2 separate regions of the Homo sapiens genome follow, and region 2 is linked to region 1. The links are chromatin contacts, found by Hi-C or POLR2A ChIA-PET in ENCODE. All regions are on one chromosome and are shown on one strand. Each heading gives the region's core, a stretch centred on a gene start or an enhancer-like site at or near the end of the contact. The rest is flanking DNA. Distances are from core to core; before and after follow the strand shown. Region 1 has its middle 50 kb from the start of UBAC2-AS1. Region 2 overlaps UBAC2 (UBA domain containing 2).

Region 1 (6,521 bases), core at 1,279-3,778:
TGCAATGGCCCTGTCCTTACCCTCTGGTATCAGTGGCCTCAGCTTCAATTAGATTCCTTTTGGCATTTTGTTGTTGTTGTTGTTGTTGTTGTGTTGTTTTGTTTTTGAGATCAAGTCTCACTCTGTCACCCAGGCTGGAGTGCAGTGGCGTGACCTCGGCTCACTGCAACCTCTGCCTCCTGGGTTCAAGCGATTCTCTTGCCTCAGCCTCCTGAGTACCTGGGACTACAAGCGTGTGCGACCACACCCTGCTAATTTTTGTATTTTTAGTAGAGACAGGGTTACACTGTGTTGGCCAGCCTGGTCTCGAACTGCTGACCTCAGGTGATCCACTTGTCTTGGCCTCCCAAAGTGCTGGGATTACAGGCATGAGCCACCACACCCAGCCCAATTAGATTGCTTTTGATCCCCACATTTCTCCTTTGTTGGGGTGGAACTGCTCATGATTGCAACTGTCCTCTTTAATAGTGAGAATTTTGAGCGGGTCCCTTTTTGCATGGCCCCCCTTTTTCCTGCTATTCAGTGTGGAGTTGCTTTTGAGGAAACTGGATTTTATAAAAAAGAAGTGATGGGTTTAAATGATTATATTCTTCCTACAAAGTTATTTTGAAGCTCATTTCTTCAGAGACCTTCTCCTCCATGGCCTTACCCTCACTTAAGCACAGACAGCCTTCAATCTAAAACTCTTGCCCTAACCTTTCTCTTGAAAAGCAGTTTTCCTTGTTATTCAAGGTCCATCCAACTTTATCATCCTCTACATGAGTTTGCAAATTCTGTGTTCCAGCCAAGTTGATCTCTTTGATCTTTCAACTTAGGCCCTTTTCCAAAACCATGCCTGAACCTATGCCTCATGCTTCCTCTCTGCCTGAGTCTACTCCCCTAGCTTTTCATTCTCATTTCAAATCTCTCCTCTCCAAAGAGACTTTCTAGACTTCGCTGATCTTTTTGCCCCCTGCACACCTGTATTTAGGAGTCATGTGCTACCTTGAACCTTCTGTTACTCTCTTATATAAATGTCCCTTCCCCCCATCTCAACTATATACATACTCTTTGTATCTTCCAGAGTCTTACGCTCAATATATGTTTGTTGATTTTATTTTTCCTGACCCTGATTTCACCCAGAATGGCAGGCAGTTCCATTATCTCTTCCTATATACCAAGCCACCCACAGTCCTGTGGGTTGGCTGGGCTCAGTTGGGAAGTTCTCCCTTGGGGTCTGTCATGCAGTCGCAATGAAATGTCAACTGGGGCTTCAGTCCTCTGAAGACTTGGCGGGGCTGAATACCCATGGGTGCTCACTCTCATGATGTGCATTGAAGTTGGCTATTGGCTGGAAGCTCCGCTGGGTCTGTGCCTCACAGCACTCCCACTCAACCTCACCTTGCAGCTTTCACAGCCTGATATCTGGGCTCACAGAGGGAGCATTCCAAGGGCAAGGGATCCAAGATTCCCAGGCAGAAGCTGCAAGGCATATTGTGACCTGTCCTCAGAAGTCCCAGAGTGTCACTTCCAGCACATTCTCTTGGACAAAGCAAGTCAAGTGTTTCACTTGAAATTTTATAAAGTTTAGGAAGCAAGTAAGAAAGCATGCAGAGTCACTTGAAATAATTTTCATAGAGCTGTTCAGTTGAGATTGGTGTGTATTGCTGTGTGTATATATCTTATCTCTGAAAGTAAAAAAAAATTTTTTTAAGACTGTTATAATAGTTTTTTTCTTGCACATGATTTTTTCCTGATGTTTTAAATTTTAAAAAATTAAACAAAAAATTGTTTGCAGAATATGTCTTTTTGTTTGTTTTCATCTTCTCAGGAGCTATCACTGTGCCTGAGCTGGGTCTCAGGGAAGATTTGGGATAGGGGAGCTGATGTCAAGCAGCCCCTTGCATCCCTGCCTCTTTATGGAGCCTGATTCCCCTCCCTGTAGCCAGTTCACATGTTCCTTCATCAACAAAGGCTTCAAGAATGGCCACTGGTGTGTTCCACATATGGCTTTAACTGGCAAGGGTATCTGGATGGACAAAGTAGTCATGGGCCCTCTCCTTGGGGCCCTTGAGTCTGGCGAGGCCCTGTGCACTTCCCACTTTGCTGGCTAGAATTCCCCACCTGGAACTGGCAGTTAGCGGTTCTATATGTCTCCTGGGCCCCTTTAGAGTCCTATACACCTGTTTGGTAAGGTGAGTCAACTCTAGCCAGTCCATTTATGTGGATATTGTGATTTAACAGGTCTTTTTAACTTCTAGTTTAAAAGAAAGCATTTGAACAGTAGCCATCAAGATATAACACTGTCATGCCGGAGAATAATGCCAGTGATGTGACCGTTCAGCCCAGGGAAAGAAAGTCTTAGAAGCCACCAAGACAACGCTGCACCTGCAGGGGACCACTTGCTCTGTCCACCTTGGGTAGGTCTTGCTGCTCTGGTCTCCTCACTCTGCTGAGTCACATGGCTACTCCCATACTTAATCTCACTGCAAATATGGCCATGTGTCAAGAATAAAATAGACATGGCCCGGTGCAGTGACTCATGCCTGTAACCTCAGAACTTTCAGAGGCTGAGGTGGGAGGATTGCTTGAGCCCAGGAGTTTGAGACAAGCTTGGGCAAAGTGGTAAGACTCCAGCTCTACAGAAATAAGCAAATAGATCAATACAATACAATACAATACAATACAATACAATACAATACAATACAATACAATACAATACAATACACATGAGCACAACTAGGTTCCAGGCAATACAATATAGCACAAGGAATTGATCATTGGCCTCAGCAGTTGAGCCAAATGAATAGTTAGCAGCTGATTTTAGACATGTCCCATAGTGCTATGCACTTCACTTACTGTCAAAGGAAGACATGAATAAGATAGGAATTAAAATAGACTTTCAAATATTTCCTTGTAAGTGGCTTTAGTTCCCAGAGGAGATTATTCCATAACATCGTCTTTTCTCTTTCAACAAGAATTTCTTCACATTGGTTGCCAACACCCATTATGCTGCATAGAAGTATTAATCATCCATGTGGAATTTTATATTTTCAAAGCCTCTTAAAAAAATCAACCCTCTCCTCTGCCTTCCCCCACGGTGCTCACAGACCATGGCCCTGAGGGCATGCACAGACGAGTCTGTTTTTGTTTGTTACTGGCTTGCCAGGCCAGGTTGCTAAATGTACTTGATTCATCAAATACTTGTGAGCTCAGGGAAATCTAAACAAATTTATTTAATTCAGGCCCAGACACAGAGGTGGGTCAGTGTGTCCCCATTTATTGCATGGTGTGCTGAAGTCCCCAGAAGAGATCAAAAGCAGACACAGGGTGAGGCCACAACATGGCAGGCATTATGTCAGCGCTCTTGATCTCTAAGTCATTACTTAGGAATATATGCAACATAGTAATGATGGTTTCAGACACTCTCAATGCATAGTCTGACTCAACATCTCACTTTGATGGAAAGAACCTCAGTCGACAATGAATGGACAAGACCCGAACGTGTATGGTGTCATGAAACCAGGCATGTGGAAGCAGGTTTCCAAAACAGGTTGGAGACTGGCTCTTCCTAAAGTCTTGCCCATCTGTCAGTTGTATCATTGTCCACATGGTTACTCAGCCCTGAAGCCTCAGAGTCAATCTCTCTTTCTCCCACCTCATCTGCCCCCCTCTCCGTACCGCCATATTTAATACATCAGCTAAGCTTGTTGGTTCCAGGAACACAATACCTATATTCTCAAACCTACCATTTCTCTCTGTACACACCAGCCTCACTCCAGCCCAAGCCAACTCACTCTCCCACCTAAAGAACTGCAATGATCTCCTGGCTTACTAATACATTTAACCAAAGAAGAAAAAAAGAATTAAAAATGTCTACCAGACAAAAAAGACAATAGCAAAATCAACAACAATTATTAAACAGGAAAAATGTCACAACAGACATGCTCAAGGTTAGACTCCTTAGTATAAAAAAAGCTAATAAAGATGATTAGAAAAATTAATATTCAAAGAGAAAATGGGCCAATTTTGAATAGTTCATAATAAAGTATAAAGCATTTCATTGTTTTCTGTTTATTTGTTTGCTTTTTGAGACTGAGTCTCGCTCTGTCACCCAGGCTGGAGTGCAGTGGTGCAAGCTCAGCTCACTGCAACCTCCACCTCCTGGGTTCAAGCAATTCTCCTGCCTCAGCCTCCCGAGAGGCTGGGATTACAGGCTCCTGCCACCACACCTGGCTAATTTTTGTATTTTTAGTAGAGACGGGGTTTTGCCGTGTTGGCCAGGCTGATCTTGAACTCCTGACCTCAGGTGATCCACCTGCCTCGGCCTCCCAAAGTGCGGGGATTATAGGTGTGAGCCACTGTGCCCAGCCAAGCCTTTCTAAACAAATGAAAGGATACTCAGTCTCACTCTAATAACAAAAATACAAATTCAAAGTTGAATGAGATGCAGTTGACACTTAGAAAATTGGAAAAATTCAAAAAGTGTAAAAATGCCTGGATGGTGATGAGGGGGCCTGGTACCATTGGTTCATTCTCTTTGGAGGGCAATTTAAAAAGCACCAACCAAATTTTAACAGGCATATGCTCTTTGACTTGGCAGTTCTACATTTAGGAATGTGTCTTACAGATATATTTGCACATGAACATGAAGATGCAAATGCACGTTGCAGCAACAAAAGAAACCAGCCAAATGCCCATTGGTAGGGGCTGGGTAAGTTAATTCTGGTACGTCCATAGAGTAGACAATCCAACAGTGAAAAGAATGAAACAATATTACTTGGCATGGATAAGATAAATTTTCTAGAGGTATCATTAAATTATAAAAAGCAAGATGCAGAAGATACAAGATGCTATCGTATACAAATGTGGGTAGGGATGTACACACATACATTACATCTATCGCTTGCATATGCATAGATTGTTTCTGGGAAGATATGTAAGAAATTTAACAGTGGTTGTCTCTGGAAAGGTGATGTGAGAATTTGGAGTAAAGGAGAAGAAATCTACTTTTTCCTGTATTTCCTTTTATGATGTTTTAATTTGTACCATATTTAAGAATGACCTATTTTTACAAAACTGTTAAGACAAAGAGAAAAGAACTGGTAGGCCAGGCGCAGTGGCTGAACGCCTGTAATTCCAGCACCATGGGAGGCTGAGGCGGGTGGATCACTTGAGGTCAGGAGTTCAAGACCAGCCTGGCCAACATGGTGAAACCTTCTCTCTATTAAAAGTACAAAAATTAGTCAGGTGTAGTGGGGTGCACCTGTAATCCCAGCTACTCAGGAGGCTGAGGCAGGAGAATCACTTGAACCCAGGAAGCGGAGTTTGCAGTGAGCCAAGATCACACCACTGCACTCCAGCCTGGGCCAGAGAGTGGGACTCCATCTCAAAAAAGAAAAGAAAAGAAAGGAACTGATTATATGCAGTCATTTTAAAGGAAAATATTAGTAATACTTTTCTAGAAAATGTGAGGTTTTACTTAGATTGTAAAAATTCCACTTCTATTACATCTTTTCCTTTTCAGAATTATTGTGTATAAACTAATACTTCAAGTCTAGCCAACATGGAGAAACCCTGTCTCTACTAAAAATACCAAAATTAGCCGGGTGTGGTGGTGGGCACCTGTAATCCCAGCTACCCGGGAGACTGAAGCAAGAGAACTGCGTGAACCCGGGAGGTGGAGGTTGCAGTGAGCCAATATCACGTCACTGCACTCCAGCCTGGGCGACAGAGCGAGACTCCATCTCTTACTAAACAAATACATATATACCAATACTGCAGACAAAATAATAGCTAACATTTGGTGGGTGTTTATTCTGAATAAACACTGTGCAAAGTGCTTCAAAATAACAGTACTAGCCCAGGCACAGTGGCTGATGCCTGTAATTTCAGTACCTTGGGAGGCTGAGGCAAGAGGATCACTTGAGCCCAAGAGTTTGAAGCCAACCTGGGTAACATAGTGAGACCTTGTCTCTTAAAAAAAATTCAAAATTAGCCAGTCATGGTGGTACACGTCTATAGTCTTAGCTACTCAGGAGGCTGAAGCAGGCAGGTTGCTCCAGCCCAGGAATTCAGGTTGCAGTGAGTTATTATCGAGCTACTGCACTCCAGCTTGGGCAACAGAGCGAGAGAGACCTTGTTTCTAAATAATAATAATAGTAATAACAACAGTACTGCCCTCATCTCTTCATTAAAGATGAAGAAACGAAAGGTCAGAATTTAATGGGCTTACCTTAAGGCCACACAGCTAGTAAGTTATAGAGCCAGGATGCACATCTAAGCACTCTGACATCAGAGCCCACATGCTTACCCACCGTATGGGTTATTTATGGTGTTATTAATGAGTCATTTGTTTCTTGCAAAACAATACTTAAGGGCATATAATTTCCAATTCAAAACAGGTACGTAGCAGAAATAGAATCTAACCTTAACTATAGAAAATAAAAGTGCAAATGTTGTAAAATCCATAAGTCCCATATATAAAGTTGTAATAATATTTCTGATTTTATGGCCAATGATTCAGAGAAATTAAAAAATTA
Region 2 (5,996 bases), core at 659-3,158, 64 kb before region 1:
CCCAGGCCACACAAGAGGGTCTGCCTCCACAGAGTTTCAGCATAGCCTACGTGGGTCTGGGTTGGAGAAAGAGGGCAGGCAGAACACACGCCTGCATGGTGGAGAAACCCAAGTCTGGTTTTTAAAGCTCTGATGAGCCACGGGACCTCTCCCTGGGAGAAAAGCGTAAGAGATCCGAGCAGAAAAACCCTTGCAAGTTTGGGCTTCTGAGTGGCCCTTCAGCACCTAATGGATGGAGGGACTGACTCTGCCAACATCTCCAGCCACTGACGCTGAGCAACGGCCTAGCTGAAGTGGGGAACAAGCCCCACTAAAACCCCAAACACTAAAATTAATTCGAAAACGAGGAAAGAGGCCAGGCGCCGTGGCTCACGCCTGTGATCCCAGCACTTTGGGAGGCCGAGGCAGGCAGATCACCCAAGGTCAGGTGTTCGAGACCAGCCTGGCCAACATGGTGAAACCCCGTTTCTACTAAAAATACAAAAATTAGCCGGTCATGGTGGCAGGCGCCTGTAATCCCAGCTACTCGGGAGGCTGAGGCAGGAGAATCACTTGAACCCAAGAGGCAGAGTTTGCAGTGAGCCAAGATCGCACCACTGCACTCCAGCCTGGGGGACAAGGGCAAGACTTCGTCTCAAAAAAAAAAAAAGAAAAAAGAAAAGAGTCCAACAAAAACGACAAAACCAAGAAGACCACCAGGTAAAATTCCAGTCTAAGACAGCAGACCCAGGACACCTGTCCACGTTCCCGCCCTTCCAAAGTTGTTTCAAAATAAAAGAACCCTCAAAACACCAGCGAAATGTGTCCTTTCAACTGAGTCCAGAGAAAGAATCAACAAATACCAAGACCTGGGGAGGAATATGAACAATCTTCGGGAGAATTGAGGGCATTTCTCAAACTGCAGGCATTACCACTACAGCACCAGTTTCTGCCTGCCCTGATCCTGTTATTAATATTTTTCTTTAAATCACCTATGATTTACATAAATATTTTAAACGAAATTTGATATCACTACGGTAAATGGAAAACAAGTGTTGCTTTCTCATTAATAGGTGGTAACTATAAAAATAAACACACTGGGCCGGGCACGGTGGCTCACACCTGTAATCCCAGCACTTTGGGAGGCCAAGGTGAGCGGATCACCTGAGTTCAGGAGTTTGAGACCAGCCTGGCCAACATGGTGAAAACCTGTTTCTACTAAAAATACAAAAATTAGCCAGGTGTGGTGGCGGGCATCTATAATCCTAGCTACTACTTCGGAGGCTGAGGAATGAGAACCCCTTGAACCAGGGAGGCAGAGGTTGCAGTGAGCCGAGATTGCACCACTGCACTCCAGCTGAGGCGTCAGAGTGAGACTGTGTCTCAAAAATACACACACACACACACACACACACACACACAAATATAGGTTGGTACAAAAGTAATTGCCATTTTACCTTTAATGGCAAAAACCGCAATTACTTTTGCACCAACCTATAACAAAACAAAGTTATTAAAGACTAATATTACTTCCTGCTCTTTTTGTTACAATAGGAAAATAGCCTTTATTAGAGAGGTCTTTCAGACTAGCACCACATCAAGATTTTCTCTTTGATCCGATCAGGAATAGTAAGAACTGAAAAGGGCAGTTTGAATCACGGTGCGATGAAGGAGTAGATGGTGGGATCTCACCACGGGTCTGATTAGCCCTTTCTCTGCCTTGCTTGAGCTTCAGCAGAACTCGAAATGGCTGACGGTAAGGCTGGGAAGGACTCCGGAAAGGCCAAGACAAAGGCGGTTTCCCGCTCGCAGAGAGCCGGCTTGCAGTTCCCAGAGGGCTGTATTCATCAACACCTGAAATCTAGGACGACGGGTCACAGACATGTGGGTGCAACTGCCGCTGTGTACAGCGCAGCCATCCTGGAGTACCTCACCGCAGAGGGACTTGAACTGGCAGGAAATGCATCAAAAGACTTAAAGGTAAAGTGTATATTACCCCTCGTCACTTGCAACTTGCTATTCGTGCAGATGAAGAATTGGATTCTCATCAAGGCTACAATTGCTGGTGGTGGTGTCATTCCACACATCCACAAATCTCTGATTGGGAAGAAAGGACAACAGAAGACTGTCTAATGTATGCCTGGATTCCTTGTTATCTCAGGACTCTAAATAAAAGAACAGCTGTCCAGTGTTGGTGATGCCAGTGGACTATATTTCTGTGAAAAACACAATTTTGTCTTTTTGTAATTCTATTTGGGCAAGTTGGAAGTTTAATTAGCTTTCCAACCAAATTTCTGCATTTGAGTCTTAACCATATTTAAGTGATACTGTGGCTTCAAGGAAGCTATTGATTCTGAAGTACTGGGCTTTGATTGAGCTGACTGTTTTTAAAAAACTGTTTGGATTTTAATTGTAATGCAGAAGTTATAGTAACAAACATTTGGCTTTGTACAGACATTATTTCCACTGTGGTGGATAAGCTCAATAAAGGTCATATCCCCCAAGAAAAAAAAAAAACAAAAAGAAAAGAACTGAAAAGGGAGTCATGACCTGACTTCTATTTCAATGATGTTTACTGCTGGGCTGACACCCTGTCTAAAATCATCTCCAGTGGTGCAAATGCCACCGAACAAGCATGACAGCAGTGGGGCCTCAAACCCTTCCCCACCCACAGTCTACAAACAGCCTTTTCACCACCATCCCAGTTGGAAAGAAATTTATTTATTCCCCCAAAATAAAATCCTAGAAACTCTCCAAAAAGGGTGGGGTGGGGGACAATCTGCTTAAGGAGAACAATGAGGGGGTTGGAGGTCTGCAAAAAAGTAGAAGAGAGCTTGGGGTAACTTCAAACTTCCAAACCAGATCACAGCACAGGTGACGGGGAACGGACAAGGAGGGTAATAAGAAAGGCAGCTTCACTCAGGAGTAAAAGCCACAGAAAGCAATGAGCCACCCTTTGACGACTGCAGGGGGTTCTCACAGTCCTGCTTCCCCCACCACCACCTACTCCCCACCTCTGCAACCTATATGCAAACCAGCCTATTCATATTCCTTGCATACTAGAAGAGAACCTAGAGTCAGCCCTGCCATTTCAAGTTTGAGCCTCTTGCGGGAAAAGGCTGTACCCACAAACAAAGAGGAAACCCACACTAGGTACTTAGGAATCCAGTCATTCAGGACTGCACAAGAACGGCCAAGCAAGATCCAGAAGTTCACCACTCGTGTCCTTACACGAAAAAAATTTACTCCAGGAGGGATTCCAGGAAAAAAAAAAAAAAAAACAAACCAAAGATGCCAAGGCAAAAAATGATACAAGATTGAAGAAACAGCAGGACAGGTTTTCTGACCTAAGTTCTAACCCTGGCTCTACAATAAATACACAATCAGGCCAGGTGCGGTGGCTCACGCCTGTAATCCCAGCACTTTGGGAGGATGAGGCAGGCAGATCACTTGAGGTTGGGAGTTCGAGACCAGCCTGGCCAACATGGTGAAACCCCATCTCTATTAAAAATACAAAAATTAGCCAGGTGTGGTGGTGCACACCTGTAATCCCAGCTACTAGAAGGCTGAGACAGGAGAATCGCTTGAACCTGGGAGGCAGAGCTTGCAGTGAGCTGAGATCACGCCACTATACTCCAGCCTGAGCGACAAAGCAAGACTCTGTCTACAATAAAATAAAATAAAATATTCTTATCTTTTGATTCTATAATTCAACATTTATGATTATTTCTTTAAAATGGGGTTAAAGATGCAATCAATAACTTAGTTACAAAGATGTTCTAAGTGTTTCTAACGGGAAAATACTGCAAAAAAAACTTATTTTAGTACGATAAAATGTTATAATCGACCGGGTGCAGTGACTAATGCCTGTAATCCCAGCACTCTGGGAGGCTGAGTCGTGCGGATCACCTGAGGTCAGAAGTTCAAGACCAGCCTGGCCAACATGGTAAAACCCTGTCTCTACAAAAATACAAAAATTAGCTGGGCATGATGGCAGGTGCCTGTAATCCCAACTACTCGGGAGGCTGAGGCAGGAGAATCACTTGAACCCGGGAGGCAGCAGTTGCAGTAAGCCGAGATCACACCATTGCACTCCAGGCTGGACGACAGAGCAAGACCTTGTCTCAAAAAAAACAAAAAAAAAGTTATGGATAGGGCGTGGTGGCTCATGCCTATAATCCCAGCAACTTGGGAGGCCAAGAAAGGCAGATCACCTGAGGTTAGGAGTTCGAGACCAGCCTGGCCCAAATGGCGAAATCCCATCTTAAATAAAAAAAAAAAATTGAAAAAAAAAGTTATAATCATTCTAACTCACGTTTTTTAATATCTGAGATGTTGGAAGAACATCAAATGTGTATTTGAATGCCATTTCTGTATAAAATCAAATGTATAGGTATATGTATATGTATATACATGCGTCAGAAAAAAAAAGAATGCATAGATAAGCAGGTACACAGAAAAAGTCTAAAAGAATGACCACTAGACTACCAACAATGGTTACGTGGGCGTGGGAATCATTATGTGGGACTAATCCCTTCTACACTACATAAAATATTTGTATAATTTTTGAACTTTTTCAGCATGTTTCAGTTTTGTAATAAGGCAAAACAAAGATAATGGTAAAAGTTGGCTTTGAAGATTACTTAATGACATGGAGTGAATTCATTCAAGAAGAGTAAATGAAAAAAGCAGAATATGAAACTGTAGATAGGCTGACCTTTCCTTTAAAAATGTGTATTTATATGCACACATAAAGGAGAAAAAAATTTATACAAGAGCAATATAGAAATAATGATCAAATCTGGGCAGTATAATGAAATGGAAATTTATGTTTTTTTCCCTATATTTTATGTCCCCCAATAAATCTTAGAAACAGAGTTAATAAAGTCAAACAGATTTCTCTGTTGTACGGCTGCAAAGGATCTTTGAAGTGTTAATCTGCATCGTCAATGTCAAAAAACAATATGGCCAACAACATTCCCAACCTAACTTGGCTACAGAACCCTTTCCAAAGATTAGTGTCATGCTCTTCCCATTGTATCACGTCCACTGAAGGGACTAAATTCTGGGAAATGACTGAAACAATGGCAATGTAACTTAGAAAGCCTTAGGGAAAAATCTGGGGGGAAAATCATGATTTAAATAAGGATTACTTTATAATTCTCATTTACACTCATAATTTAAATGAGGGTTAAAACTTCAGGAGCTCCTCATAGTACCATTTCACAAAGCACACTTCAAAAATGCTAAATTATTGATGAGATATGCTTTAGCAAGTTTTGCTTATTAAAATGCTATAAAAATGCCAATTTTAAAATTGCTTGATGTAAGATAGGTTCCACCTATATTACTAAAACTGATATTGAGACAGGTTGAGAACGGAAAAAGTTGGAAAAGGAAGATGACTTGGTAAGGGAAGAGAAAAACAGAGGATACACAAATAAAAACAACTGTAGAGCACTAACTGCTACAAAAGATCCTAATCAGGACATAAAACATGTCTACCAAAGGTAAACTGGATCTTGGTTCTGATGTGGGGAGAGGCAGACTTGTGCACTGGCAGCCAGGAGAAGGAGCATGGTAGAACCCAGGAAGGAGGCTGCCATGGTCCCAAGGGGATGAGGGAAAAGCACACTGCCAGGACACAATGATGCAGTTTCCAATGACCAGGGCTCAAGCTCTACACTAACCTGAGCTACTAACATCACTCGCCTGAGACGATCCCAGTGGTTGGGAGACACACGGAGATAAACTTCTTTAAGGCTGAGAAGCAGTAGTGAGCAACACAGAACAGGCAGCCAGACCATCTGGGTTCAAATCCTAGACCTGCTCCTCAGCAGGAAAGTTACTTAAGTGTCTGTGCCTCAGTCTCCTCATCTGCAAATTGGGAAGAGTAACTGTGCCTACCTAACAGGGCTGTTATGAGAATTAAGTGAGTCAATATAGGTAAACTGCTTAGAACAGTGCCTAACACGTAGTATTTTATCATTAAAACCAATAATAACTCACACTTATTA

The links. A loop is a pair of places that touch in the nucleus more often than their neighbours do. ChIA-PET counts read pairs that join two places held with the same protein, here RNA polymerase II (POLR2A). Pooled maps may share reads with other maps.
Region 2: a pooled map shows a loop between it and region 1 (1.9-fold over the local background). The contact joins two enhancer-like sites. A Hi-C loop is called at or near these places in 1 of 168 maps with a recorded cell type or tissue (transverse colon), 2 of 37 single-sample maps with no recorded cell type and 5 of 50 pooled maps. POLR2A ChIA-PET finds 5 or more read pairs at or near these places in 6 of 52 experiments (A549, B cell, MCF 10A and 3 more).

Annotation. Positions count from the first base shown.
Region 1 is chr13:99,147,683-99,154,203 of GRCh38, reverse strand. No RefSeq gene overlaps it. Among named protein-coding and RNA genes, the nearest start is that of UBAC2-AS1, 50 kb to the left of the region's middle. RefSeq lists a cis regulatory region at 2,082, an enhancer at 1,998-2,167 and silencers at 2,474-2,543, 2,554-2,603. Within about 2 kb of position 2,528, at least 4 of the 41 ENCODE cell types and tissues checked have a DNase peak (open chromatin) inside an H3K27ac peak, as active enhancers do.
Region 2 is chr13:99,211,488-99,217,483 of GRCh38, reverse strand. All of the region lies in intron 1 of UBAC2 (UBA domain containing 2), which reads right to left. It also overlaps the pseudogene H2AZP3. Among named protein-coding and RNA genes, the nearest start is that of UBAC2, 14 kb to the right of the region's middle. Within about 2 kb of position 1,908, at least 9 of the 41 ENCODE cell types and tissues checked have a DNase peak (open chromatin) inside an H3K27ac peak, as active enhancers do.